Linked DNA regions of Homo sapiens: region 2 is linked to region 1. The links are chromatin loops, found by intact Hi-C in ENCODE. Cell type or tissue: heart left ventricle. All regions are shown on one strand. Links, peaks and the distances in the headings refer to the core of each region. The heading gives the core; the rest is flanking DNA. Region 1 overlaps KALRN (kalirin RhoGEF kinase). Region 2 overlaps KALRN (kalirin RhoGEF kinase).

Region 1 (15,302 bases), core at 2,904-10,903:
CATTCTGGGAGCTGTAGGAGAAATGTGGAAAGCTGAGATTCAAGCTATCTAGTTTAGTTGGTGAGACAGAATATGAACAGTCCTACATGCCTGTACTCACATGAATATCACCACAGAATCACAAGTATTAATAGTAGGACTGGGGTGGAAAAGGGAGAGAGAATATGGACCTAGCTGAGCACAAACCTGCTAAAGGGTTACAGGGCCAATGGTCAGGAAATATCACAAGTATCATAGGAAGATACTTGTAGGAAAGGGAAGGAATTTTGAAGAAAGGAAAAGACCTGTTGATGAAGTAGAAAAATAAGACATTTAAGAATGTCATACATGCTGGGGTGGGGAAGTGAAGTTTGAAGGAGGAGAGACATTATATCTATATCCAAGTAAAAGCCCATTTGTTTCCTTCTAGATTTATTATGGCTGAACTACTCCAGACAGAGAAGGCTTATGTAAGGGATTTGCATGAGTGCTTAGAGGTGAGTCTTCCAGTAATCCGTTCACAGCTATATTGGAAAAATGACATCCTTGCCAGCATCAAGTCCTCAATTGGAATTTGGTGCTATTGGTCTTCTCCCAGAGAGTAATGAATTAAAAAGTCAACAAGAGGAAATCTTTCTCCTAAAGTCAACAATAATTACATGAGAGTTTAAAGTACTTTTGAAAAGAAAGTTTAAACTTTTCTCAGACTGGAGCTAGACCCAGGAACAAGAAGTGTGTAAGGCACTTCAATTCAAAATAAAACCATGACACAGTCAGTGAACTTAAATTGGGTCTGAAAATCTGCATCCTGACCCCCATAAAAGTCCACACACATTTAATAAATGACAAGAGACTGTGGAGTTTGTGTTCTTGCTAAAGTTCAGGATAATGAAATATTCAGGTTTTATTTCTTTCTCTTATGTTTACTTAACACGTCACTTTTTAAACTCTGCACGCATTTACAGTTTGAGTCTTGCCCCACAAGTTTGAGCACCTGTGTATTTTGTCTGTATTTTATATGGCCTGCCAGACTTGCCAGTGATGAAACTGTTACTGTCTTACAGACCTACCTGTGGGAAATGACCAGTGGTGTGGAGGAGATCCCCCCTGGGATCCTCAATAAAGAGCATATCATCTTTGGCAACATCCAAGAGATCTACGATTTCCATAACAAGTAGGTTTGTGGAGGGTCTCAGAGGTGCACACTTAGGCCGTAAAAACCAGACAACAGGGTTCCCAAGAAGTGGATCAAAGGCGATTGGTGAATCTTATCTGGTCAGTTTTCTAAGGCAGTTGCTGTCAGACTTCTTTTTTACTCACTCCCCTTTCTCCATAATTGTCCGAAAGTCCTAGTGGAGAGTAAAGTCAAGTATTCAGCAGTGCTCCTCCCCATCTCTCCTCAACATCCTCATTTATTCAGCCAGAATGAATAGCAGGCTTTGAAGAAATAAAAGTAGCTTCTCCTCATTAAATCTTGTGGGAAATCCTGACGTTAGAATTCATCTGAGGCTAACCATTCCACCTTGTGATCTTTAGGTTTTGAATTCCATTGAAGTTTTCTATCAACCTAAATATTTCCTCCATCCTCATTTTATTTCACATTTCTTGACAGTTTGGAGGGAAGGATATCAACCGATACTCTGTTTTGTTGGAATAAGTAGAATTGTAGAGCCCTAAAACTTCACAAGTCATTGTTTCCAACTTGATTTAAGAATTTTTCCCACACCATACAAAACAGCATGTTCCATGGTTAACAAAGGATCAGCAAAAAAATTGGCATGATAAGTTACATAACCAACCAATAGAAATAACTGTGTTTCCAAAATACAAATAGAATCTCAAGACACAAAGAAGAACATGGGCATAAAGTCTTAGAGCTCTCAGGACCCTGCTGCAGAGCAGTGCTGTGCCAGGCTAGCAGAGGCATTTACTGAGTTGTGTAGGTTTGCTGGAGATAGAAGGGCCATGTGTACAGGTGTAGCAGCCACCCTGAGGCAAGACTCCAGAATAGCACTGTCCCATGGAACCTTCTGCAATGATGGAAATGTTCTATATCTGCAGTGTCCAATACAGTAGCACTAGATATGTGTGGCTAATGAACACTTGAAATGTGGCTAGTGCTACTGAGGAACTGAATTTTCAATTTTATTTAATTTTAATAGATTCAGATTTAAATAGACCACAAGTAGCAAGTGGCTGCCATATTCGATATCTCAGCTCTAGAATAGCCCTGTGCTAAGAATGACCAAGAGGCAAGCAAGAATTGGGTGTAAAATGATCCTGGGCTGTAATAGGTCCAGATAAGGGGTGGAAAGTCACTCCTCTCTCTTCACCTCCTGGTTATTAATTCCTGGTATGTCATCAGATGGCATCAGTTTAAAGAGAACATAATATATGTAGCTCCCATGGCATGCAAACCTTGTGAGATTATTGAAGCAATACGCTCTGGGGGAAAAATAACTGTTTGACTTTCTGGAATATGTGATATAAGTTCCCAGTCTTTTGTTTTTTTAATCATAAATTTTAACACGATCCATTTGGTTTGTCTGGAAATTTCCAGATGTAGAAATATCATGTCCTCATGCTTATCACTGATAAGAGCCCAATAAAACTATTTGACCATTGATCCCAAATTCCATCATCTGAGCCCAGCTCAGTATCATCCCATCTCCCTCAGGATATCTGAGAAGACATCGGACTGGCAAACGGTAAGTCGTGTTACCTTACTTTTCTGGCTTATGGTCTCTGGGATTTACTCAACAAGTCTCACTTTCCCCATGTTCTTAGCCAATTGACTAACTACGGAAGCCTAGAGATCACAGCACGCACTTTCTGGGAGCCCTACATTTGCCAATCAGTTTATAAGGGGAATGAATATACATTTCCAAATTGATCACTTGTAACAAAATAGCTAACATAATCATGCCTCTTATTCTGCTGTCATGATATCACTGGTAAACCATGGTAAACAGTTTTGTAGTTTTCTAAATAGCTGAAAATCTACCTACCAGTTACAATATATAGTTCTAAGAAATCCTTTTAAAAAATCAAATTAAACCATAGAGAATCTCGCATGCTGTAAATCGAGGAATAAATCCAACTATCAAGAACACAGCTACCCAGCACATATTATCGAGTTAGAATATTATGAAGAAAGAAAAAGAAAATAACAACTAGCCTCTCAACAACCAGAGAAGATGCCACAAAAATTAAGTTCTTGTCTTTTCATAGAAGCATCTTTCTATCCTCCCTAACAACCTCTTTACCTCTTGATTATATAGTTTGTAAGCCCACAGCTATTTAGAAACAGCAAACAAGAATCAAGAACTTGAGTGAGTAGTGGGATACCAGCAGCTGTCTAAAGAAGACAAACTGCAAAAACAGTAGGCAATAGAACCAAAAAAAAAAAAAAAAAAACCTCATAGTGGTCAAGGGCTACTCAGTATTGGTGCAAACCATTCTGTATCCCACCATAGGGCCCAATACAGCCACTGTGTTACAGCATAGCATACTTAATATTAGCAGTAACCCTGAGTCATGAATATGTTCCGCACTAAAGGCAAATAACTGTACTGCATTTAGAAAGCTATTGACCAAAAATAAATTAATGGTTTAATTATCTGCAATTTAAGGAAATATCTAAGAAAATCAAGCTTCATATTAATTTCCTACAGGATCTGTGGGCTGTCTTTACTGTACTCATAATGTATGCTTTCTGCTTGTGTCCTACAAATTTTGATTAATGAAGAAAACATAACACCTCTAAAATCTCTAGTAAATAAGAGATAGAATGGCAGTTAGCCAACTTAGAAAATGCAGGAATTGTAAACTCTAAGGGACAGCTTAGAGGGGAGAACATCTTTCACTGCATAATCAGGTACCTGGCACATAAGTAAACATTGAGTAAATATTTGTTTGGTAGGTGAATGCATGGATGAACAAACTGAAGATAAAATTACTATTTGCAGACTTATGGCTAATACCATTCAAGTCATAATTTAATCTTTTGTTTGTAAAAGTCTCAAGACAGAGAAAACCATTAGGTATGATTTTTTCCCCATCACTACAAGAACCATCTGGAAGAGCAAAATAACTTAATTTCTACATGAAGGAGTTTCTTGGAAGCTTCTTACTGGCTGGACCATGCAGTTGTCCTAATACTTATTTATTCTTCAGAAATACTTGTCCGAAATTGTCACTTCTGAATATGAAAAAAAATCAAAGGATGCTTTTTAACCCCAATTGTTTGTATTATTCCAAAGTTGCAATTAAGCATTGTCTAACGGAAACATGCTCCTCTCATTTCTAGTGCATAGCTCAGGTTATCTGCCTGTAATCCAGAGAGAGCCTATGGGAGGGAGAGCAGGAGGAAGGAATATTGGGAGATTGAGAGATTGAGAGAGAAAGGGATTGAGATTGACACGACCTTGCTAACTTAATTAGCTAAGTCACTAGAAAATTAGCACCTAGACCAAGGGTTATGTGGTGAATACATATCTTAACTAGATAGTATTGATCTGTCTAAATGGTGTCACTTTGAAAAATTGCAACCAGGATTAGTTCTCTCTCTTGCTCTGTGTGTGTGTGTGTGTGTGTGTGTGTGTGTGTGTGTGTGTGTCTGTGATCTGTCTGTCTCAAGGACCTTTGTCTTTATAGGTATTGAATGGGGAAATTCCCCAGCACCAAAACTTCTTTAAAGAACAGTTTAATATGTAGAATTTAATACCTGCAAACATTGGCTTTAACACAAACCGGAGACTGAAGTGGAATGATACTTCGTTTTGCCCTCCACTCTCCCCATTTTGCACTACTTCTCTTTCCTACAGAAATAACTATATAATCATGAAATTTACTTATCTACACAAGACTTAGACCTATTTTGATTGCATTTTATAAGCATTCCTGGAGCACTCAGACAGGAGAATATATTCCATTAGTAGATCCCTAGACAGTAATGATTTTGTTAATGCAGTCTTCCCATTTTGCCTAGCATACAACTTGTAATTCAAGAAAATAATTTGTTTTCAGCTTGCTGTTATTAGATTTGCAACTTTGCTGTGGACAGCTTTTTGTTTAAAATGCTCATCACCTTCTGTTAAATCTGAACTTCTTCCTTTTTGGTTTTTTGGAGATAGGGTCATATGTGAGTCTGAGCAATAACATTTTCATAAAATCTCTACTCCCAGCGCTCAGAGGGTCCTCTCAACCATCAAGTACAACCCTCTCCATGTACAGACAAGGAGACAATCCCAGAGGAGTCGTTACTTGCCCAGTGTGCGCCCCTCCCCTTTCCTTAAAAGTGAGGATTTAGATTCCAGGGCTTGGTCTCCCACTTCAGCACTCTCTCCCCTTCTCTCACTCCCTAGACCACCAATGGTGGCTGCCACATCTGGCTGGTTTAATTCATAGTGAAACAGCTTCCATGTGGATCTTAGAATTTGATGAATATTTCTACCCATTTCTCCCAGAGCTATGTCATTCTTGTGCCACACCCCTACAACAATTACCTGAAATAAATCAGTTTTCAGCAAGGTCTAGATTTTCAAATTAGGGACCAACCACCAAGGTTAGATGCCCCTTCTGCACACTCCCTCCCTCCAGGCTTGGCTGGAAGCTATTAGATTTGGCCTTGGCCACCAGCCACTGCCCTCCCAACCTGGTGTTCCCTGCTCCGAAGGAGCAGGACCAGAGATGTGTGAGGTTGAACTGGGAGCACTGACCAGGCCAGGGTCAGCCAGGAGCAGTGAGGGGTGAGCAGCAGGGGTAAAATCGAGGCTGGGGAATTTAGGGAAGGGCACCCCAATGAGCGACTGAACCACAGCCACATTTCAGTCAACTTCCCAGAGTTCCTCCCTTGGGCCAAAGGTGGCTAGATTGGAGATGAAGCTGGTACCCTGTGATTGAACCCAGCCTCTGCCCTCTGGGTTCTGAGAATGACATATCTGTCTGCAATAAGGGTGGAGGTGGGCACAAGTGGAGCACAAAGAAAATAGCCTCAGTTGGAGAGTAGGAAAGGCCTCATGGAGAAGGGGGCATTTGAGATATAATTTAAATAAGGGGTGGGATTTTTACAGGCAGGGATGGCTTCCTTGATGATGGAATAAAGTTTGAACAAAGGCCCTGCAAGGGAGAAAAGTGGTGAAGTCTAGCAGGGAGGTTGAGAGAGGCAATAGGGGGTTTGGGAGTGGGGCTCCATCCTGGGTCATGGGAAGCAGAGAGAGGTCTCATTGTCGCACTCCCAGGTAGGCTGGGTCTTCTCACATCCATGTCTGTAAGACGAGGAAAAGAAAGGAGAGGTGGTGGGCAGAGATAGTGCAATTCAGAAATGTAGGGAGAGACAAAAGGAAAGGAGGAGAGAGAGCTAGGTGGATAGAGGATAAGTGAGAAAACCATGAAGTGGACAGATAATAAGGAGAAAGGAAGAGATAGAGAAGGAGAGAAGCAGGAGAGCCAGAGGGAGGCAATGACGGTGGGAGGGTGGATAGGTAGGTAGGGTAGGTAGTCAGGCAGGTAGGTAGGTAGGTAGATCCATCTGCGGAAAGAGGCCCTAGGGAAAGGGGAGGGGATGAGGAGAAGGAGATCGAGGGAAAGAGATGGATAAAGACCTAGACCTTCCCAGAGCTACCATCCTGTTGAGGGAGAATGAGCAAGGTGGTGTTTTTCAAACCATTTTTATCATGAACCAAAGAAAAAGACTGTACATTATGCCCTGATATACGCATGCATATATGCTATATATAACAGGGAAGTTAAATTTTGAAAAACACCTGCATTATGTGTGATGCACTGTGGTATTTTGTGTTAGGCTCTATTTCTTCCTCCTCCTCTTTTTTAAAATTCTGGTTGCCACCCATAAATTGATTTTACAACCCCTTGAAACACAAGGGGGGGGTTGATCCATGGCTGCACGGCAGAGCGCTAGCTCCACCAGGTGGTGAGAGAAGGGATGTGCAGTTCAGGCCACTGGGGAAAGGCCGCCCTGTCAGGCTGCTGCTACCTTTTCCTCCCTCTTTGCCCCTCCTACCCCTTCCCAACACACACACCCTTGCTTAAAATGTGCATGTTCTATGCTTTCTAAGCTTCTTCCCCCACTCCAAATGCCTTTGGTGTTAGTGGTTTCTCACGTATGGAAAATCATAGAATTATCAAATATAAAAGCCCGAAAGAAATCGTTAAAGATAATCTAGTTCTCCCTTGCTCTATAGAAACTGAAACTTACAAAGGTTTATGATCTGCCCAAACCAAAATTAGTGACACAGCCAAAGAATCCAGCTGTCATTTTCTTAATAGTCAAATGTTAAGGAAAGAGGAAGGGGAAGGCCTGTTGTGATTTTTCTTTGGTCCCCAAACGCACACTTGAAGAGGTAACTTGCAGAACCCATCAGAGGAGCCCTATACAAATGTAGCTGTGGTCTTGTTACTGTTGTTTGTGTTTTCAGTAAGCTATCAACATTGGGGCTGATTATAGACGTTAGGGAATACCCAAAACAAGACAAAGTCTAAACACTTCGTTTGGATGTGTCAAAGTAATGTTAATTTTTGTTTTACACACTAACTTCTTAGCATCCATGCCTGGTTGCTAAACACCACCTTATTGGAGATGAGTAACATTAAGCATAAGATTAATCTTTTGTATTTTATTTTAACATTAAACTTGGTATATATCTATGCAAATAACTTTATTCATCTGATCACACAAATTAGACAAAGTTAGAAGATATTGGCAAAAACATATTCAACAGGTAACCATGCAGCAAGGTAAATTTTGCTGCTTGTGGTTGGAGGCTGAGAGTGTGATGTGCTGAATGGGCGTCCAGCCCTGCAGACCTTTCCTCTTCATCCCTAACCTGAGCTAAAGTGTCAAGTGTGAAATGAAGGGACAAAGCCAGGTGCTTCTCATGGCTCAGCCTGGGTGATCCAACTGTGCTGGAACTGTTACATGAAAAATCCAGCACCTTTCCCTGAGTGTACATGACCCTCCATTAGTTTAATACCTGCTCCAGTATGCTAACCGGCTATCTTAGCCCCTATGGTCTAGAGCCTCTTATGTTCTAGGCTCTGAATCTGCCTGGTCATTAATGGATTCTTTAGAAATAATCTCTAGCTCTACTTGCATGAAGGCAGTTACCCAGCCTTGCTTTGAAAAGAAGGCAATGTCCTGGACTTCCTATAAATACATGAACCTCACACCTTTCTCCCCACCCCATTTCCGACTTAATTTTTAAATGTATGCTCCACGTTGTTCCTCTTTTTCCCGTTGCCACAACAGGCCCCTTCCCCTATCACCACCTCTGGCGTTCCAACAAGCAAATGCACATTGACATACAAGGTCATCAAATAGTTATTTCCATTTAGATGCAGACTGCACCCTTGATGTAAAGTCTGTTTGCTGACAAGATTGTGCGCTCCTTAATGAAGGATACACTTCCCCAGAAGCAGTGAGATTTTAGACCAAATTCATCTTCAGAGAGAATAACAGAACCAGTCCAGTACCTTTGAAATAGTGCTGTTTCTATCATATTTAATGACAAAACTCAGAAAGCTTTCTGTTAATAAATGCCAGCAGTTTCATTTCCCAGGATTGTGTACAAAGCCAAAAGGAAGCATTTTCCTCATAAAGTAACTGCATAATATATTAAATTATAATAATTTAATAGAGTAATGGCATTGCCTTGATCTTGACATTTCTTTAAAAGTTTTATTCCTTTCTGAAAGAACCCCAGACATTCACACAAATGACTTGCTTTGCTCATTCCTTCACAATTTATTACATGTAATTATTGGAGTAGTGAGGGCCAAATTGCTGCTATAGAACAGCTAAGGTGAAATGTTTCATCATTTGTGAAGAGAGTTGTGAGCTGTTTTGCTTTAATTTGAATTCATCATGTCTATTTGAAGTAAGTAGAATAATATGGATCAGACTTACATAATCTGTCATCTTCATAAGCTTCCAATTAAGAAGTAAAACAGAGTTTAATATTGCCACTTACTTTCAACATTTACATTGAGATGGTAATGAATATCTTATTCAAACTTATCAATTGGTATGCCTGGCACAAGCTGAATAGGTTTTTTAAAAAAAAAAATGTTCTTAGCTTTCTCCCCCTAAATTAAATCCTATAGAGCCGATGTAGGATTTGCCATCTGGAAGCATCCTGGAATCTAGGACAGTTGCCTTTAAATGCTCATCTATGGACTGGATGTGTGGGAATTACCCAGGAAGCATTTCTAAACAATGCATTTGCTCAGATAGTAACCCCAGAAGGCAATGTACAACCAGGTGTGGGACCGCTAACTAGAGTTTTCCAAGAGTGTTCCTTGAGACAAAGTCTGATACTCGCCCCAAAAGTGCTGCAAGCACAAAGAAGTTTGAGAAGCACTGCATATTGTATTTACTTCAGAGGTTTATAGTGTAACTCAACATATTATAGGATTTTGGAAGTTCTTCAGCAAAAAAAACCACCTTAGCCCAACATTTCCCAAACAAGGTGACCTTGGAATCTAAATGTTACATAATAACCAATCAAGATTTTCCCAGGATATGGTTTAGGAGAAAGTAACCTGCTGCAGATTTTTCAGCAAGGGCTTGGTAGGGAGTTCCCCCTAAATATAAGTCTCCAGGAGTGGGGAAGAGGGTCAGATACATGTTTACCAAAGAGAATATGAGTTTATTAAGATTGAGAAGCACTGATCATGAAGAACTACTGTTTATTTAGTGTCTACTGTGTGCCAGGCACTGGGTTGGGTTCTTTTTACCTGTGGATTTATTAAATCCTTACAAGCACCCCCACAAAGTTTTATTATTATTATTATTATTATTATTATTATTATTATTATTATTTGAGATGGAGTTTCACTCGTGTTGCCCAGGCTAGAGTGCAATGGCGCGATCTCAGCTCACTGCAACCCTCCGCCTCCCAGGTTCAAGCGATTCTCCTGCCTCAGCCTCCTGAGTAGCTGGGCTTACAGGCGCCCACCACCACGCCTGGCTAATTTTTTGTATTTTTAATAGAGACGGGGTTTCATCATGTTGGCTAAGCTTGAACTCCTGACCTCAGGTGATCTGCCCACCTCAGCAAAGTTGTTATTTAAAGATGAGGAGGATGAAGCTTTGGAAGACCCTTTCACAACTGTGACCAAGTGTGAATGCTGATTCTTTAACTTGTGCTCAGTTGTGGGAGGGGAAGAAAGTCAGACCTGGGGGTAGGCAGATGGGTGAGCTAGTGGTAACTGCTGTTAAAACCTTCATTTTCCAGCACTTTGGGAGGCCGAGGTGGGCGGATCACGAGGTCAGGAGATCAAGACCATCCTGGCTAACATGGTGAAACCGTGTCTCTACTAAGAAAAAGACAAAAAAATTAGCCAGGCGTGGTGGCGGGCGCTTGCAGTCCCAGCTACTCGGGAGGCTGAGGCAGGAGAATGGCGTGAACCTGGGAGGCAGAGCTTGCAGTGAACAGAGACTGCGCCACTGCACTCCAGCCTGAGTGACAGAGTGAGACTCCGTCTCAAAAAAAAAAAAAAAAAACAACCTTCATTTTACAGAAAGGCATTCCTCATGAAAATTATATGCTGTGCATTTAATTCTGGTTATAGTATTTTTGCTTCCTGAGGATTTTCAAATTGTGCATCTTCCCATAGGTTTTTGGTAGCTGCTATCACAAAAGTCAGGGTGTTGCTCTATTGAAATTGATCAGATTTTAAATAAAATTGCCAGCACTGTCTTTCTATCAATGATCAATTCTTTAGACATAATTATCATTGTTTACTTCAAATTAAAGTGACCAGGCCAATTATCCTTGGGTCATAAGTCAAGGAATGGCTCTCCCTGAGTCATCATGGGTATCCTTGCCACTTCTGACACAATAAAACAATTTTTTATCCTGTGTGGAATGTCCTGATCCAGGCTGTTTTACCATTTCTTTGGCTACTCTTAAGGGAGAAGGGCCCAGGCTGGGCACGGTGGCTCATGCCTGTAATCCCAGCACTTTGAGAGGCCAAGGCAAGAGGACTGCTTGAGCACAGGAGTTTGAGACCAGCCTGGGCAACATGGCAAGACCTCGTCTCTATTATTATAAAAAATTGTTTTTAATTTTAAATTAAAATGTGTGTGTGTATATGTGTGTGTGTGTGTGTGTGTGTGTGTGTGTACCTGTGTGTGTGTATATATATGATGATGAGGCAGATTGATTCTTTTCTCAACAGAAAAGTATATTTCCCTTTGGGTCTTAAACTAAGTTTGATCCTCAATTATAACATTATATAGCACTTTTTAAAATTTGCACTTTAATGGTCATATAAAGTACATATTAGTTTAAATGTGTCACTTGTAGTTCTTTAAAAGGTAGCAACAAATATGACACTTTATTGACTTTGAGCACTACATATTTGCATTTCTGAAGCCCAAATATCATTATAATTACTCTTTGATTCAGGTCAGAATACTCTAAAATCACCTATGTAAGGACAAACTGGGTACAGCTAGGAGTCTCCCAGATTTTTTTTAAATGGCTTTTTGCTTATCGCTAAAGCAATGCTCATTTGTCGTAGAAAAAATTAAATTGCAGATGGACAAAGAAGTCATCTATTATCCCATCAATTATTGTTAGCATTTTGGCTTTCCAAATAGGACTTGCCAAACATCTTTAATTGCACATACATATTTTTAAGCTCCAAACAATGTCATTCTATGTCACGGAAGGAGGAACACATACAACACATATGTGAAATCCATAACCACTTGTAATTAATTATACTGCCAAAATGCGTGGACAATAGAAGCTAGGTAAAGTTAGTCAAATAACATTTTTCCCTCTATGGTACAGGTAAGTAGTAGAGTAATGCAGAACCACTTTATATCGTGTATCCTTTAATTCAATTTTTGAAGGTAATGTATTGTCACAGTTTTAAAATCAAAATTAGATAGAAAAGTAAACATTGAGAAGTGTCACCCACCACTGTCCTCTATTCTGTTCCTTCACCTGCTTCCCTGTGGTAATGTCTTTTCTTAGTTTTTTGGGTTGGAAATAAGAATACGTAATTCCTACTGAGACAAAAAGTTGCATGTTCTACATATTCTTCTGTACCTTTTTCCACTTAGCTTCTCCCAGAGTTCTTCCATATGAAAACATAGAGAGCTGTGTCTTCTTTTCATAGCTGCATAGTATATAGCTCTGTGGATGTACCATAGTTTAAACGCTTTGTTCTTTACAGACCATCTTTTGCTTGTATAAACAGTGTCACAGTTAATACTCATGTATATACATCATTTTATATGTGTAGAAATAGCTACAGGAAAATTTACAGAATTCAAATTGCAGAGTCAAAAGATAAGCGCATTCATGATTTAATCGGTACTGTCAAATTGTTCCTTGTAAAGATCGTAGCATTTCCACTTCTGTCACTATGTGTCCCCAAAGCCTCATAATCACTTTTTATTTGAAAAATATTTTGTTTTTTACAGCAAATACCATCCTAATAAAGCATGCTGGCTTGTTAGAATTTATATCCTATGAACCCAAACCAATGATTTAATACATTATTTTGAAGTCAGTGTAATTATTTCTTTATTATTTATTAACGTGGAAAGGAGCCATGGCACAGATATCCACACTGGTGGATAACAGTTGTAATTCAATTCAGCTTTGGAATATATTGTGAATTTTTACCCATTAAGTTTTCTTTCCTAATGGTGTCTGTATTATAAAACATTGTTTAATACATAGTTTTTAGTACAAATTGGCTACTGGTGGAAGACAGAGGCCAAAAATTAGAAAGAGGCCAGTGTAGGCTGAATTTTTTTCTACTTTATCTCTAGGATAGCGATATTTTATTTTGTTTCTTTGAAATATCTATATTATTTAAAATATTTATGATGTGCTTAGATTACTTGTGTAAAAAAGTAGATTCTTACTTGCTGATAAAAAGTCCAACACAAACAAAATATTTTATTATTTACTTTCACTTCTAGAAGTGTTCACTCCGAGAGAAAGAATATTATTTTAAGTAGCACTAATTAATCAATTAACATACATTTTAATGAAATTAGTTCCGACATTAAAAACTGCACCTCACCATCTATCACTTAGACAGTAGAGAAGCCATGTATAAATAATTGAGAAGTTATGGTTGTGCTGGCCTCAGTGCAATCCTCTGGGGGGTCAGCTGCACAGAGGTGTCTGATTCAGTCTTTTTCTCCTCTTGCAGCATCTTCCTCAAAGAGCTGGAGAAGTACGAGCAACTGCCTGAGGATGTGGGACACTGCTTTGTTACCTGGGTAACCAACCTGAAATCCTTCTCCCACTGCCCATACACATGGCACCACTCTTCAGTGCCTGACCTAAGGACTGGAGTCATTGCCAGTCTCACACAAGACCAGGGGCTACTGAGAGGGACCATGAGTAGGTCTGAGAGAAGCCTTGGGAAAAGTTCTTAGACATCAAGATTAAGCTCCATCTTAAGCTGTCTAAGAACTTTCTAAAATTGTGAGGTTGGAAGAGTGGAACAAGACTACCACCCCTGGCAGAGGAAATGTGTCAGCTCAGTCCATTAGCTATTGTTACAGGATATGGATTAGGGAATTAGAACTTTAGGAAGCCACCTAACCATTTAAAAAAAATTTTTTATCTTTAATTTTGTGGATACATGGTAGGTGTATATATTTATGGGGGAGACAAAATATTTTGATACAGGCATGCAGTGTGAAATAAGCACATCATGGAGAATGGGTGGGGTGTCCATCTCCTCAAGCATGTATCCTTTGAGTTCCACCTAACAATTGGTTACATTTTCTTCTTTAATAGGGAAAAACAGATTTTTTGGGTATCCATCCCAATCTGACCCACAAGATGAGTGACTGTTCATCCTCCTTCATGCTGTTATCATGGGCCAAGTAAAGGGGCTGAATGTACCAGATTCTAATTATATAAACTGAAACGTTAGTCTTCATTGGCTCTCTACTCCGCATTATTCTGAACTCAGGCTCATGTACAATATATGAATGCAAACATCTCCAGGGAAGTCCACTTAGGACACTGAGTGCAAACATGGAAATCCTCCCCCAGGGTCAAGCGTTCTACTATTTAATAATTACCTGATAATAACTTCCACCCATAAGGGGCTAATTGCCTTTCAAAGTGTCTTCATGATTCAGAGAGTTTATGTTCTCAACAGCCCTATGTGATAGACAACACTATGTTTATGTTTTAGATTTTAAACATGGGAAAATTTCAGATAAGATAGGAGGTTGACTAGTTCACTGACATGTAATAAATATCACAGCCAGTCCCACAACTCAAGACCTGATTCTCAGATAAGCTTTTTTTCATGAAATCTTAATATTTGCTTCCAAGCACTCTTGTTTCTTCAGAAAGTCTTAGCTACCATCTTATTTTGTTCTAATACATTTTCTACCCCTAAATATATGAGCCAATACAAAGCTCATATTAATGCTGATAAATAATTTATGATCCCTTGCACAGCAAACATAGAGAATGACAAGATTGACCATTAAGTAAAGGGTTTTTTTTTTGCATCTTCTTTCATGAAATTTGTGGATTTCCTTTACAATCAGTCATAAGAATGATTTATCATCATCTCCTAGGTAGTACATAGTTCCAAAAACTGGTTTCAGAAAATTTTTTGATTGGATAAAATATTCATCTTTTGCCAAGAATTATCCCAAGGTGACTTTCTTAAGTCTCATAATCTTAATATATGAGTGTAATGCAGAAATGAAGGGTAGAAGAAGTTGTTTGTTATGTATTGAAAGGCAGTGGTCAAGACCAGGAAGCCTAAAGTCAGATCTCTGCTTAGTTAAGTGACTTTGAATTCCCACAGGTAGCAGAGCCCTGTGGGAATTCAAAGTCACTTAACCAATCTGTGCCACAGTTCTCTCATCTGCAAACTGGGGATGATAACAGAACTCACTGTATAGAGGTCTCATGAGGACCAAATGAGTTAATACATGTAAAGCTCTTAGAACAATGCTAGCATAAATGAAACCTGCTGTAATAAACACATATTTGGGCTGCTGTCTCAGAAGAGGATGCCAACACAAAGTTCCAAAGGCACTGAGATGGGTAGCATTTCACCAAATAAGAAAAGTATTTGGTGGCCAAAATACACATACCTTTCCCAGTAACGCTAACCCAGAGAGTCTTCAGAGTCTTGAATTTTCACCCAGCCGTAAGGTTCTTGGCTTGAAGCAACAATCTAGTTAGGAACCATTGTTTAGCCTCTGCCCCAGGGGGTCACTCTGCTTTCTTTTTCCCCATGATTGCTCTGGGAAGTTGGGGATGGCATAGTCCCTTGCCATGCCCCTCAAC
Region 2 (15,302 bases), core at 2,648-10,647, 370 kb before region 1:
GTGTAAGATGAGTTACAGTAAAATGTTGTCCTTCTACTACTGTTGCTCAGACTCCTGTTCTCCTTTGGTGATTTGTATATCCTTCAAAAAAATTTTAAAAATATGTATATAAGCCAATATACTGAGTTTTGTGTCTTGCTTAGGAAAACCATCCCACCCTAAGACTATAAAAATTTTTCTTCTTGAAGTTTTATAGTTTTTTTTTTCCCCATGGGTATCATGATGTGAGGCCAGGATTGGTGGACTTTTCGGGATGCCAAATAATTGTTGTTCACTATGCGGATGGTCCATCAGGAACTTCGTAGTTTCTTTTTTCCTCAGTGCCGAGGGTCATCCACATGTGTCACAAGGTATAGTCAAAACAGTTTTCATAATTGAATCTCCAGTGGAACTTTCCAACCTGTGTCAGAAAGAGGAGATCAGATGAGTTGGGGCAGCTGGACATTTTCATTTCCCTAGTGAGGGAAGGAGAGTGTCACAGGAATTAGAGGAATCATAAGCTCTAAGAATCTGCCCCCTCCTGAAGGGCAGGTAGAGAAGCCTGGGAAACTTGGAGTAGTGACTTGACTTTAACTCTGGTCCCATGAATTGAGAATTTCAATGTGACCTGAGCTTGTTTTTGTTGCAGGAGAATGCACTAACCTTTATGAAGTATCCACTATGTATTAAGTGTAGTGCTTTGGATTTTATATGCTATTTTGTTTTTTCCTCATGAAAAGTTCAAGTTTTATGGGATTAGTCTTATCTCCATCCAAAAGATGAAGAAACTGAGATGTGGGAAGTTATTCTAAAGCCTCAGCCCTTTCCCAGTACCTCGAAGGCTTGCAAATTAATGGTACAAAAGGTATAAAAAGGTTTATAGAATTTATGAGACTCAATTATTTTTAAGAACCATAAGCAGCATTCATTTGTTGAAAAGTAAAGTGATCTTCGCAACTAGTTTTTTTTTTCTTTTTGAAAATAAGAGCCAAGGAAGAGAATATTCAAATTGGCTAGTGTGCAAGTAATTTCATTATCCAGCTTGATGTGTATGTAGGGAGCCAGGGCATTCAGGTGAGTCAGATATTCTGATTTAACAGTGGGTGGCCCTGTGGAACACACACAGATTGTATACTTTCCATAAAAAGAAAAAAAAATACCCGAGGGACTAAAGCAAAAAAGGGACTAAGTAGAAAAAAAAATGTTGAGCTCTAGATATGTGCTAACCAAAATTTAGCATTTATTTGACAATACAGGGGTTTCCTTTTGATATGGTTGAACTTCACATTCATTATTATCAATCCTAGTCCTATGGTATGGTGCCTGATTTTACTGGGCAGACCTGCTGAGGGGGGCTATCTGGAAAAGTTCCTGGAGGGGATGGAGAAGGGCATGGGATGGAGAGAGCAGGTAGAGGTTCACAGGAGGGCTCTGCCTGGGCTGAGGAGTGAGGCTTCAGCTGTGGTAACTGGCAACTTAGCTTCCTGATTCTCTGATGGTGACCTCAGGGACTGAGAGATGTGAGGAACATTTAAGAGAAGCCAAACCTCCTGGGGGGTGAACGGCCTCCTGTTGGCCATGAAGTAACACCATCTCCTTTGATAGGCAGAGAAATGGCTCTTGGTGGAAATGAGATGGAGGAACTGCATGACTGGCTGCGAGGGAAACAGAGGAGGTAACAGTGAACTCTGGATTGCAGAGGCCTCATGGATCAGTTCTGAGAGGGTCTCTCCAAATATTTCCAGCTTTTTTTTTTTTCAGGAAGAATTCCTTTGCAATGTAGGTGCCTTGGGGAAGGCAGCCAACCAGGTGTTCATGCTGAGTAGGAAATGGGAGGTCAGGGCAGTGAGGGAGGATGGAAGGTGCACCAGCTTCTGTGATTGACTTCATCAGGATGGCCTCACAGGGACATGCCTGTGAAGACCTAGGGAAGGGAGTCATGGACTCTGCTCCCTGACTGCAGATATCCACCCCCACCACTGCTTACCTAAGGCCTGCCCTCCTCTATGCCTTCCTTTGACCTAGGCTTTATCTTTTGCCAAGATAGGAATATTTCCTGAGGGCCTAAATATTAAGCTCTCATCATAAATACCTTGGATGGGATGAGGTTGTCATGGTACTTTTCACAGGACCTAGTGGAGAGGGCATGGGGCCCAGGGTAGACGAGCTTTATAAGGTCCTGAAGGAGGAGAGGGGACTGGCTCTTGTGTGGGCAGTGGGGGGTACTGGGGTGACATGCTGTGTTAGAGATTCAGTGCAACATGGGGGTTCTATTGACTGCTGGGGGAACTAGAAGCCCCCAGAGAAGGGGTAGGGAGGGATCAGGTTTTCACCACTTAACAAGGTGGTTTAGAGCCCAGGGCAGTGAAAGGTTGTCTTCCATGAGCTGGGCATGCCTCAGCCAAGGCAGAGTTAAAGATCCTCAGCAGAGGTCGGAGGTGAGCAAGATGAAAGCTACACAAAAGCTGAGGCAAGGAGGAATAATTAGCTTCTGCCTTTCCCTCCTGCTGCCTGGCCTGATATTTGAGGTGACATTTAAAGCCATTGTACAGATGTGCAGTGGAACTGTGGCAGAACGAAGGCTTTCTGGAGCCTGTGGAGAGATGAGGCTGATTTCTCAGCCTCCTGGGTGGCAGCTTCTCACCCCTCCATGTGGGGCCCTCTACTGGGCCTTGAGAGGAGAGAGGCCCCTCTGCCTTCCAGGTGAGCATACTCTAATGGGGGACTCAGAATCTCCCTCCCTATTGGACTCTCAGGGTGTTGGGGGAGGTGGGGTACGCACTAGAATTCAAGATAGTGACACGAAGCTGGTGCTGAGGGTAGGAGAGGAGAGCACGGACTGAAGCGGATGGATCACCATTGCAGAATTCTCTGGGGAGCTTGTTAAAAATGCAGGCCTCTGGGAGTGAGGCCTTGTTATCTGTATGGATAACCAACCGTCTAAGGTGATTCTGCTGCCCATTAAACTTTGAGAACCTCTGAGATAGAGAATGTGTGAGGTTAGCTGGAAAGGGCCTCTTGGGAGGGTGGACTTGAATTTCAGTGTCTAGATGATACTTACTTGCTGTAGATACTGTCCTCAGGTGTGGACCTAAGAAGCCCGTTCACCTGGGGACACTAAGCTGTCATGGGAGAGACTGGCAGGGGTCCAACCCACCCTTGAAATGGTATCCCTGGGAATGTGTTGCCACGGGTTCCACTCCACCACTTGGGCGCTAATCGCCAAGGGGACAGAAGTGGTGTGGGAGGTGACTGAGGATGCTGTCTGCTGGAGTGTTTGATTCATGTTACAACTGAAGCACAGCTTGCAGGTCAAAATGGTAGCCGGGTGGAGCCCGCTTGTTGGGGCAGGGTGAGGGAGATCAGTATGTCTGTGGACGGTCTTCACTTTGGTTTGCAGATACCAGCAACTATGCTACCTCCTGTATTGCCTTCACTTGCCAGATAGGTCCATGTGTCTGAGGAGTTGGGCCAGTGCTGCTGAGGGGACAGTGGCCATTGTCGTCCCAGGAGATGAGTGGGAAAGATTTGGGATATGGTTGGATCTCTCCTCCCTCCGTGCTGCTTGCCTTCTGCTCTATACACTTGTGCTGGCTTTATCTGATTGGGAACACAGTGTTTTCAAGTTGGGGTGGGTGAAGAGAGGGAGAAAGAACAGTGCCAAGGAAAGAAGAAGGAACATCGAAGAGAAAGGAACACATCCATGTTGTGATATCAAATAACTGCTGAACATCCGGATGGGCATCAGCCCTCTGGAGTGGATGGGCTGTTGCTGGCCTGGTGTCACTGCCTGTCCCTGGAAAACATGTCTCTGTAGCCAGCTGGGTGGGCTGGAGGAAACACGTGAATGGGAATAGTTGTGCTTGCTTTGACCATGATGAAAGAAGGAGCCACTGTGGAAGCATTGTATAAGACAAAACAAAAACAACAACAAAAACCTACTAATAAGGCTGTGTCCTGGCCAATATCCTTTCTAATTGCACTGCAGTTAAATGGCAATGCTGACAGTCTCTTGGAACATTTTATTCAACTTCTGGAGGGGCTGCATTTCAAGTAAGACTTATGAGGCTCTGTGGGAGATGGAGAAATGAGCAGTGGTGGGCTGGGGAGCTCCAAGGAGCCCAGCCTGATGGGTTGAAGCCAATCTTGAGTAAAACTCCAGGCTGAATGGGTTCACCCTGGGGCTGACCCAATGGGCATTGCTTATGTTCTTAGGTCTGTTTGCGGGGGAAGTGCTTGCACCCATATTATTCTTGACAGTCTTTATTCCCATTTTCTCTGCAAATGAGACTGTGTGGAATGTTTTGCCCTTGATTACTGGAGGGAGGGGAACAGAGCCAGCTTCTTTCTCCAGCCCCAAGAATGAGGCTTGTAGCACTAGCACCATTAGAGCACTCTCTGGGACTTTCTGCCTCACAGTCAGATGCTCTTCCCCTGCCCCTCTCTGTCTAGGTCTCCTGCCATGATGCGAGCCTCCCGTTTCAGATTTCTCCCAAGTTGTGTTAGAAAAAGCCTTTTTGGCATTCTTACTTGGAGATGCACTCTCTCTGCAGTTATAAGTCAGGGGCCAAAGAAAAAGATGAAAAGCCCTTAGTTAATAAGTGGCCACATTTGGACCCTCCACTCAACCTGTGCCCATGGCATGTCAGCACTGCCCTGGAGGGGCCTCCCTCAGGGTTCCTGTTAGGAAACAGCAGTGTTTCCCCAGGTCCTGCCCTACTGTGAGGGCTCCCGTATCTCAGTGAAACGTGTCACAATTTCCCAGAGAATCTCTTAGTGCCCCAGAAACTCTCAGGGAGGAGACAGATGGGCACCTACGAGTTATCTGACCTTAAACAAGTTATTTAATCTTTTGGAACATGGATTTTCTCTTCTGTATACTGGAGAAAGTGATTCCCATCCTACAGACCTTGCAGGGCAAACAGGAGATGATAGTTATGAAAGTACTTTGTGAACGAAAAAGTACTGGCCACATGTGAGCGATGGATTCTTGTTACTCGTGAAGGGAGAAACACCGGGTTACTTCTCTCTGGAGGGAGGAGGAGGGGTTTGCATTCTTGTGTTAACTACACACTGGAGTCTTGTCCATTTAAGGTAATAAGAAAATAATGCTAACAGAGCCTGAGAGGTAGCTTCTTGGGTGGTGATGTCTCTGCCGAGACCCAATGCTGCCGTTTAAGAAGAAACCACAAGGCAGTTGGGGGGCAGGGGCAGGCGGTGGAGGTTGTGACTCTGCTTGCTTTCTCCCTCTCCCTCCTTGCTCCTACCCCCTGGACGTGCCTCCTCCCCAGTCTGAGTTCTTCAGAAATCTGCACCCTCTCTCATCTTGGAGGTATAAGTTCCAAGGAAGAGCTGGTGCTGAGGGAGACATGCCTCCAGTTGCCTGATGGAGACCAGGAGGCCTGGGAGACCACCATTCTGTTAGGACAGTGAGAAGGCATTGCTGGCATGGCCTAGGCTGCACAGAGCTGTGATGAATGTGCAGATGGCTGTTGGGTAGTTTTTAGGCTTGGAGAACAAGGTCATCCTAGACCTGGGGACTCCTCAGGTTTCATTTCAGTGAATAGCACTCCCAGTCACCTGGGTCACAGGCTGGCCCACTGTAAGAGGGGCTGTGATTGGGCAAGGACTGGGCACCCCGTCATGCCCCAAAGGCCTTAGACAATGCCCAGGGGCTGAGGTCTCTGCAGCTTACTTTTCTCCTTGCCTTGAAAATAACATTGTATCAGGGACTCAGATGCCCTTGCATGTTCATTTGTCTAGTTAGTAATCACTCGAGTAACTGCGAAGTTCAGGGTTCTTTGAGGGACACAAAGATGGAGTTTATGGGCAAGTAAGGGAGAAGAGTCATATACAAAGGAGAAGGTGGAATGAAAAAAATAAAATATAAAGGAAGGAAGATCAGGGAAGTCTGCCTGGATTCTGTGGCATTTGAGTTATTTGTTGGAAAAATTAGGCGGATTTGGCCATGATGAGGTGGAGAGTGGGGAGAGCATCCTATTGGCAGGAAGGGCAGGAGCAAAGTCCTGGGGATAGAAAACCGTGGGATGTATGAATGTGTGGGGAACTGAGAGTCTGGCAAGAGGGAGAGGGGTTGAGAGGTAAGGGAGAACCTTCTATCTACCAGTATCTACCAGGTGCAACACCAGAAACATTATATTCTTCTTTTGCTTTGAGGCTCACAAATACTGTTCTCTCTGGTTTACAGAGGAGGAAGCTGAGGCACATGGAGCTGAAAAACTTGATCCAGGCCAGGCAAGTATTAAGTGGCAACCAGGATTTGGACCCATGACTGTGTGACTTCAAAGCCCATGCTGTCTCTACTATAACAAAGGTTCCATGAAGGGACGTAGGGAAAAAGGATCTGTGGCCTTTTACCAGTCATGCAGGTCCTGCAGTCTTGGGCAAGGAGAGCCAGTGGTCCCTACAGTGAGGCAGTGAGGCAGTAACGCTCCCAGGCTCCTGGACTGGCCTCAAAGTCCAAAATGGCCGAGCTTCTGGCTTCCCATCCCATATTCTATTGGAGGAGCCACTGGCCTCTGGTGTGGGAGGTATGGAGGCCAGGATGGCAGGAGATGCTGGAAAAAATTTAAGACATGGACTTGACTGTGGATTTTCATTCTCAAGACCACTGCAAACCTCGCGTCTTTGCGAAAACCCTTCCTGACTCCCTCCCACGCATCTCCGACCTCCCCTTGGGTCCAGGCAGGCTCGGTCTGCACACGGCGTTGTTCTGCACTTGTTCCTTTGTTGCTGTGAAACCGGCTCCCGGCACAGTCAGCCTCTGTGTGGGAGGACTGGTGGCTGTCTTTGCAGGCAGGCATTTGCTTAGAGCAGGCTGTGTGCGAGCCCAGCGTCAAGTGATTCCGGCCTCCTCGAGTCAGCGGTGGTGGGATGAGGCTCTGCCGAGGGGACTGGCTGTGAAGGATGAGTTCAGGGTGGGATGACGGACCGCTTCTGGGACCAGTGGTATCTCTGGTATCTCCGCTTGCTCCGGCTGCTGGATCGAGGTATCCTGAGTGTGTGTATGCTTGTATGAGAGACTGAGAGAGATAAATACACATAGAGACATAAAGAGACATGCAGAAAGACACAGCAGAGAGGGGAGGGGGGTCAAGAAGAGAGAGAAGGAATGAAACAGAGGCAAGTAGCAAACCCATGGAAAGTAAAGAAAGGCTGTTTTTCTGGGGACATGTATGACCCAGCTGGGAATCGGGAGCACAGGGTCATTTGGGGAGCATCTGTATAACAGGATCTCATTTCTTGCTGGGTTTTTCATCAAGCTCAGTACTCTAGTCAAATACAAGTTAAGCCCTGTCTTGCAGGGCTCTTGATAGAACTCTCTGAGAAGCAGTGCAGAAGGAGAATGATTCCTGCAGTAAGAAGCTGGGGGCAAACAGACTCAGGCTCAAGTCTCAGCTCTGCCACTGACCTTAGCCTGATTTATGTGACTTTTCTGAGCTTGTTTACCCATCTATAAAATGGGCACAGTAAGACCTATGTGCTGAGGTTGCTCTGGAGCTATTATTTAATTCATACATGTAAAATATATAACATCATATATGGTGCACACAGTAGGTGCTTAGTAAATACTGAGTTCCTCCCTATGCACCTCTTAGCTTCACAGAACTATTACTACCTATCCTGAGGATAGCTCCCTTTTTTGATTATCTACAGATACAGCCGGTACAGAATTTGCAGTTAGTGGAAAGAAAAGAGAAAATCAGTTTTATTTCTCAGGTTAATCTGACCTTAATACATTTTATCAAATATTAATGCAATTAAAGTCTTCTGATAATGTGACACAAATCCAGATGTTCTTTTGTAAGGAAAAGCCACTGTGAACTTGTTTGGTAATTGATTTTTTAAAATGTTGAATATTATTTTTAAAAGCTTTGGCTTCTTTAAGAGGTTTTGGCAAGAATGAGATCAAACTCCTGATGGAAAAGATGGCCCTGGGGAAGCCTTGCTATACAGCCCAAGGTGTATTCATCTCTGTGAGGAATAGTCTTGGTGTGCCGGGAGATCAATACCAGGTGGAAGCAGACAGCTGCACAGAGCAGGTGAAACAGGGCCCTTATCAGGGGAGAAATCAAAGATGGAGGAAACCAAACCAGCACACACTAAAAGCAGTTTCTCACTAGCACCGAGAAACAGGCCAGTGGGAGCCCAGACTTGAGATGAGGGCGTTAAGAAGGGCATCAGAACTTCACACTGATGAAGATTATAGACTGGGAGAAGGGAGAAGAGACCACTAGATGTGAATCCTCCTTATCTTTGTGACCTCAGGCAAGTTGCTTAACCTCTCTGTATCTTCTTTCCTTCATTCGTAAAAAGGGGTGATGATGATAATGGTAGTACCAACTCAGAGGGTTGCCGTAGGGGCTAAGTGAGAAACTACAAGTGAAATACTTATCCCAGTGCATGGCACAAACAAAGTACTCTTTAAATGGTAGTTTTCATTACCAAGGCAGTTAATTCTCACTCTCCAACAAACATCCTGGGAAAGACAGGAACAGGTGGTATATAATAACCGGGAACTAAGAAAAGTCCAATTAAGAATGGTTAGAGGCTTAGAGACAATTTATACTTACATGAATTTAAACAAGATTCACACTACCATATGATGCTAATTATAAGAAGAAACTAGATGTTAATGTATAAGCTATAATACTACCAATTTATTTTTATCTTTTAGAAATGCTTGAATCCATGAGTCACAAACTTAGGCTCAAGTTCTGGCTCCATTGCCTTCTAAGTGCCCTTGAATAAATGGCTAAGGGTAAGGACTTAAAACATAAAGGGTCTTGTTTTCTAGGGCTATACTTAACCAAATTCTCAGTTTGTTAATCTTAAAAATTGGAATATTAATAATAATGCCTACATCATAGAATTTGGGGGAAATTTATTGTGTTAGTGCATATACAGTGTCAGGCGTTTTGGAAATGTCAGGTTAATGAATTTATGGGTTGATAGATTAACCTGTCACCTTGGATAGCAAAAGCTGGTTGCAAGAATTATGTGGTCTTCCATGCACGTTTGATCACCACATATGGCTGTAATTTGAAAGTTTATGTGTATTTCTATCTATAGGGTTTTCCTTAATGTGAAGTTTTAGACCAGTAGCTCTTGACTGTGTAGGGTGTCTGATTTCCAGGTGTTTGGAGGTTGGGTGTTGATTATGTTGCCCAGTTCTGGTTAATCAGTATTAAAGTATTACACATGTGTGCATACCCACATCCATATTCAAAAAGAATTTTCAGTTATAGCAACTTTCCTCTTGTAACGAATGTTACCTAACATTGCATAGAAAATGGCATGCTTTAAAGTGGCATGTTAGGCTGAGCTAGCTCATTGAAAGATGCTCAATAAATATTTGTTGAAGGAATGAATGAGTAAATGAATGAAAGATGAACCTGCCTTTCTGGGCAGTGAACAGAATTCCCTTAGATTTGATCTTTCTTAAGTGTAACAGAATTTAGCTCCTTTGATCTGTTTGAAGATTTTATATCATTTTGCCCTCATCATTGTCGTGCCTTATGTCATCTTGAAAGTAACAGGCCTCAAGAAAGTAAGGAGGGGATAGGAAATGAGAAGTGGGAACTGATGAGTTTATCCCAGGAAATTGAAATAATGGATGAGCTGTATGCTGGCCTGAGTCACTCACTTGGCTGTGACTGGAGGATAAGTGAATCTGTGATTTGACACACCTAGGAAAAGGCAGGAAACATTAGAACACATCATGGAGCTGAAATAAACTTTACAAAGAAATAACAGCGTAGGCTTGATGATTGCAGACTAATCTTTTGTCTCCCCTATCACTGTTCAGCTAAGGGTAAGGATTTAAAAAATAAAGGGTATTGTTTCTAGGGCTATACTTAACTATATGCAAGAATTTATTTGACAGTGTACTACCAGCTTGTTCAGACATTATTTTGATGATTTATTCTCCTTAATAATAGATGCTGTTTTTGTGGTGTTTGTTACTGGGCGTTTGCCAATTCTGCTGATTGTATTCTGTGCTTATAGACGTTGACTAAGGAGATGGTTGCTATGGTGGGGACTGTCTATCAAAAGAAAAGAGCTCATAGAGATAAGAAGCATGAGTTGTATATAAAAGAAGTCACATTGCTTTTTGTTGTTGAGTTTTGGTGTATTCATGGGGACCTGACAAGTAAGGTAGGGGTTTACGTTCCTTTGTTTACATGTAATTTTTTTTGGTAATGGGAAGAATGAAAGACTGCTGCTCTTTATTCACAGAGCATCAGGCAGTGTTTCCCAGCATGTGGGAATGTCCACCACTGGTAGTACATGAGATGATTTTAGGTGATTTACAGATGTTTCTTGAGCTTCTCTTGCTGGTCACTGCTTGGCACAGTCCAGAAGACAATCTGTTTTCCCCGATGCCTGCTTCTGTTGGGCTGTCCACTCCTGCCCCACCCATTCACTGTGGGCCCTCCTTAATCCCACCCATTCCTCAGCTCTCTCTTCGTTCCTACCTCTGGTCTCCCTCTTCTCCTTCTGGCATCCCTGCCTGGGCCTCACACTTTGCCCTGCCTTAGTTTCTTGGCCCCAGTATGTCTCCAGCCTCCCTGGCCCTCATGCCTATTGTCTGTCCCTTGTGTTCTTTCAAGGCACAGCTTTATGCTACCTGCTACAAGTATCCCCATTCCCTGGCATTTCTCTATTATCCTCTAACTAATTGCCCAGCTTCCATCCCTTCTTATGTCTGTGCTGGGCCACCTTCGCCCCACAGATCCTGTGTCTCCAATCCTGGACTTGCGCCTACCTGTCTTCCTTGCCTCTAATCCTGAGTGCCTTTCCCTTTCAGCCATGATCTTCTTTTTTCTTTTTCTCCTACCTTTTTATGTCACCTTGCAGTCCACTAATTTCTTTTATAAAGAAGCATAAGTAAAAAAGAGTCAACTTAATATCAAGGAAACAACAGTGTAGGAGGTATGTGGATATGGTTAAAATAGTGACAGAAGTACAAAAATTACTGATGTTTGTCATTATGTCAGCATCTCACATGTTGAACTTAAGTGATATGCTGAATTAGGCTTCTAATTTCTTCTTGATGCTTTTAAAAATTGACACATAATAATCGTACATATTTACGGGTACACGTGATATTTTGTTACATGCATACAATGTGTAATGATCAATTCAGGGTACTAAGGCTATCCATCACCTCGAACGTTTCTTATTTATGTTAGGAACATTTCAAATCTTCTCTTCTAGCTATTATGAACTATACAATATAGTGTTATTAATGATTGTCACCCCACTGTGCTATCAAACCCTAGAACTTACTCTTTCTGTCTATATGTTTGTACCCATTCACCAACCTATCATTGTACTGTTTACACCGTAAGATGAACTTTTTTAGCTTCCACATATGAGTGAGAACATGTAATATTTGTCTTTCTGTACCTGGCTTATTTCACTTAACATAATGACCTTCAGTTCCATCTATGTTGCTGCAAATGACAGGATTTCCTTTTTATAGGTGAGTAGTATTCCATTGTGTATATATAACACATTTTCTTTATCTATTCACCCATTGATAGACACTTAGATTGATTCCATATCCTGGCTATTGTGAATAGTGCTGCAGTAAACATGAGGGTACAGGTATCCCTTGATATACTGATTGATCTCTTTTCTTTTGGATAAGTACCCAGTAGTGGGATTGCTGGATTGTATAGTAGTTCTATTTTTAGTTTTTATGAGAAACCTCCATACTGTTTTCCATAACAACTGTACTAATTTACATTCCCACCAGCAGTGTATAAGAGTTCCCTTTTCTCCACATCCTCACCAGCATCTTTTATTTTTTGTCTTTTTGATAATAACCATTGTAATTGTGGTAAGATGATATCTCATTGTGGTTTTGATAGCATTTCCCTGGTGATTAATGATTTTGAGCATTAAAAAAATATACCTGTTGGCCATTTGTATGTATTCTTTTGAGAAGAGCCTATTCGGGCCAGGTGCAGTGGCTCATGCCTGTAATTCCAGCACTTTGGGAGGCCAAGGCAGGTGGATCACCTGAGGTCAGGAGTTCGAGACCAGCCTGGCCAACATGGTGAAACTCCATCTCTACTAAAAATACAAAAATTAGCTGGGCATGGCAGTGCGCACCTGTAATCCCAGCTACTCAGGAGGCTGAGGCAGGAGAATCGCTTGAACTAGGGAGGCAGAGGTTTCAGTGAGCCAAGATTGTGCCACTGCACTCCAGCCTGGGCGATATAACGAGACTCAGTCTCAAAAAAAAAGAAAAAGTCTATTCAGATCATTTGCCCACTTTTTAGTGGGATTATTTGGGTTGTTTTGTTTTGTTTTGTTTGCTGTTACGTGAATTCCTTGTATATTCTGGATATCAGTCCCATGTTGGATTAACAATTTGCAAATATTTTCTTCCATTCTACAGGTTGTCTCTTCACTCTGTTGATTGTTTCCCTTGCTGTGCAGAAGCTTTTTAGTTTCAACAAGGGTGCCAAGAACATATATTGGGAAAAGGACATCCTTTTCAATAAGTGGTGCTGGGAAAATGGGATATCTATATTCAGAAGAATGAAATTAGACCCCTATCTCTCACCCTATACAAAAATCAGCTCAAAATGGATTAAAGACTTACGTGTAAGACCAGAAACTATGAAATTGCTAGAAGAAAACATAGGGAAACCCTTCAGGATATTAGTCTAGGCAAATATTTTATGGCTAAGACCTCAAAAGCACAAACAACAAAAACAAAAGTAGACAAATGAGATTATCTTCTTGGGACTGTCAACATTCCTGTAGCTACCACAAAGTGTTTTGGATTCTGGACCAGAAACCAGCTGTTCTCACCTCTCAATGTATGCTAGAATCATCTGGGAACTCTTAGAAAGCGTAATGTCCAGTTCCTCTGTTTCAACACCCCCACTTCCACCTCCAGCCAATTAAATTGGAATAGCTGGAAAGGGGGCTAAACACTGGCATTTTAAAGACCTCTGTAGGTGATTCTAATGGCAGCCAGAGTTGAGAACTGCTTGTTGTCATCCTTTAACATGGATGTCAGAGAGTAAGGGCAAAAGGAACTCTGTTGCAAAATAACAAAATGAACGAAAAACAAGTCACTACATGGGAATAGTAAACATAGGAGAACACATAGAACATTGCTAAGGAACAAACTGTGTAAGAACGCAATCTTTTGGATACACCTCATGCAACTGTCTTTACAAACTTCAACCATTTTCAATGACTTTCTAGATAAACCTTGACTTTCCTTCATATTCCCAGAAAAGCAATTGACCTGTGTCCCAGGAGGTTGTTTGGCCTCAGCTTGCTTTGGGTTTATTGCTCTCAGTTCAGGCTGCTGAGGGGTTTGGAGGTAGGGATGGTGGTCTGTCACTGTAGATGTCAAAAACCTTTCCTTCCTTGGTTAGTATAACTCATACTAGGAAGGCATTAGGTGGGCATTGTCCATATTCTGCCAGAATTAGAGAAAGAAAAATCGTTTTCTGCCTTCAGGATAAATGGGAGGTAAGGAGAATAACTGTTTTCAAGGCTTCATGGTGTTGGGCTCTACTTTGACCAGGAATCTACTTGGGTTTGTCACTAAAGTTCACCTCTCCCTGTCTGGCCATTCTTTGTTGTCTCAACTTTCAAATCTCCCAAACATTCCAAGTCAAGGATTGATTCTGCTCAGGTGCAAGAAGTCAAGAGGCAGCTGGACCTCATGGTCTTGGTTGTCAGGGTACCCTGATCTTTGTGCTTTCCTTTTCCTCGCTCTCATCCTCACCATGCCTGCAGCCTTTTTCTGGCTCCTCATCTTCTATGTCTGACAGATACCCTGTCTTTGACTTGCTCTGTCATTGGCTTGCCTGCTGCTCAGCTATCTGCACAGCTCTGGCCCCTAACCAGGTCAGACTTGGTATCTGTGCTTAGGCCATCTGCTTGTAACTGGTCCCTAGCCTGCCATGGACTCTGGATACCCACTGTGGTCTGGCTTACCCTGTTCTTGTTAACTATTGCATATGTGTGCCCAGCATGATGTGTGGGTTCTTTGTGCCAACCTTTATGACTTGTTCCTTCTTTCTTATATTCAGTGGGAAAAAGAAGAGAAAAGCACGCAGCATGTGTATGAAAAGCACATTGGGTGATTCTGCTGTGCTAGGGTTTTTCTAATTAGAGGAGTTTGTTTTAATCACCTTCTCATTTGAGCCAAATATTCAGGTAATACATAAAGAAGTTACTTTAAATTGGCTTTTATAGTCATCTATGTATATATACCTATTAGAGTTATTTAATTGGCTTTTGGCACAAGATCACTTTACTAAAGGGACCAGGCCTCTTGTCTAATAAAGAGTTTGAACACACACCCGTTTGAAACACCATCACAGAACAATTCCCTGTTGTTCTATACCAGAGCCTCACCAGCAACCTTCATATTTTCTTGTGCTTTCTCTTGAAATGCCCCAAACCTCCTCTTCTTATAGTTAATCCACATTCTTTTCCCTCCCAACCTCTTAGCCCTGATGTCCTCCAGAAAAATATCCCCTGACTGTACCTGGTTCCGTTCAGAGACTCGTGGTCACTAGGTGCATGGCTAGTGTTCTGTAATTCACAATGTGCTCCTGTGGGTAGTAATAATACATACCTCAGGAGGTTGTTGTGAGCCTTGAAGGAGCTAATATGTGTGACCCGTGTTTGGTACCAGTAAGTACTCAGTAAGTATGTGCTTGTTTTCTGAATTTTTGCAGCTTTAGGAATCTTAGTTTCTTGTCAGGGATAATTTCCCTCCATTAAGAGTGGAGTTTCCCTGAGGGCAAGCCCTTGTCCCCACTATCCTTTGTATTTTCACCTAGATACCTAATTCAAAGTTATATCCTAATAGGAAACCTAATAAATAACTTTGGCTAACAGAGTATCTGAACTCTCCAGGGAACCATTGATTATCACAGCATTGTTAAGGAGGAAAAAGATAAATGTAATTATTTGATAATTCCAAATATCTTACCCCTTTGTTTCTCATTATGCCTTTCTGAGATAGATCATATCACTTCCCGTTTCACAGATAGGAAACAGGCTCGTAGAGATTAAGTGCTTGGTTAAAGTCAGAGAGCTGCTAAGGGAAAAGTCAAGATCCAGGACCCCGGACTCCTGTCTAGGATGGGTTGCCCCCTCTACCTGCTGCCATACAGATGGGAAGAGCTCCATCTGTCTGTCTCTCCAGCATGCATGTTAAACTGGGAGCCCAGCCACCTTCCCTGTCAGCAGGTAGTAGAGCGTATCATTGGGATGTCTTGTCTGTGGTGTGAACTACCCAGGCAAGATGT

Evidence for each region. A loop is a pair of places that touch in the nucleus more often than their neighbours do. Peaks named below come from ENCODE experiments on the same cell type or tissue, not always from the same donor. Only the 100,000 strongest peaks of a DNase experiment are listed, where the experiment ranks them.
Region 2: it touches region 1 in a loop (2.1-fold over the local background); 5 of 110 quality-filtered maps call a loop at or near these places.

The regions. Positions count from the first base shown.
Region 1 is chr3:124,461,481-124,476,782 of GRCh38, forward strand. KALRN (kalirin RhoGEF kinase) reads left to right here. Exons shown (of 60, transcript NM_001388419.1): 24 at 410-476; 25 at 1,044-1,153; 26 at 13,183-13,252. Among named protein-coding and RNA genes, the nearest start is that of MIR6083, 95 kb to the left of the region's middle. In heart left ventricle, for the core only: a CTCF peak has its summit at 6,915; a DNase peak (open chromatin) is centred at 6,921.
Region 2 is chr3:124,087,916-124,103,217 of GRCh38, forward strand. All of the region lies in intron 1 of KALRN (kalirin RhoGEF kinase), which reads left to right. Among named protein-coding and RNA genes, the nearest start is that of MIR5002, 37 kb to the right of the region's middle. In heart left ventricle, for the core only: no CTCF peak of the experiment used is centred there; a DNase peak (open chromatin) is centred at 6,846.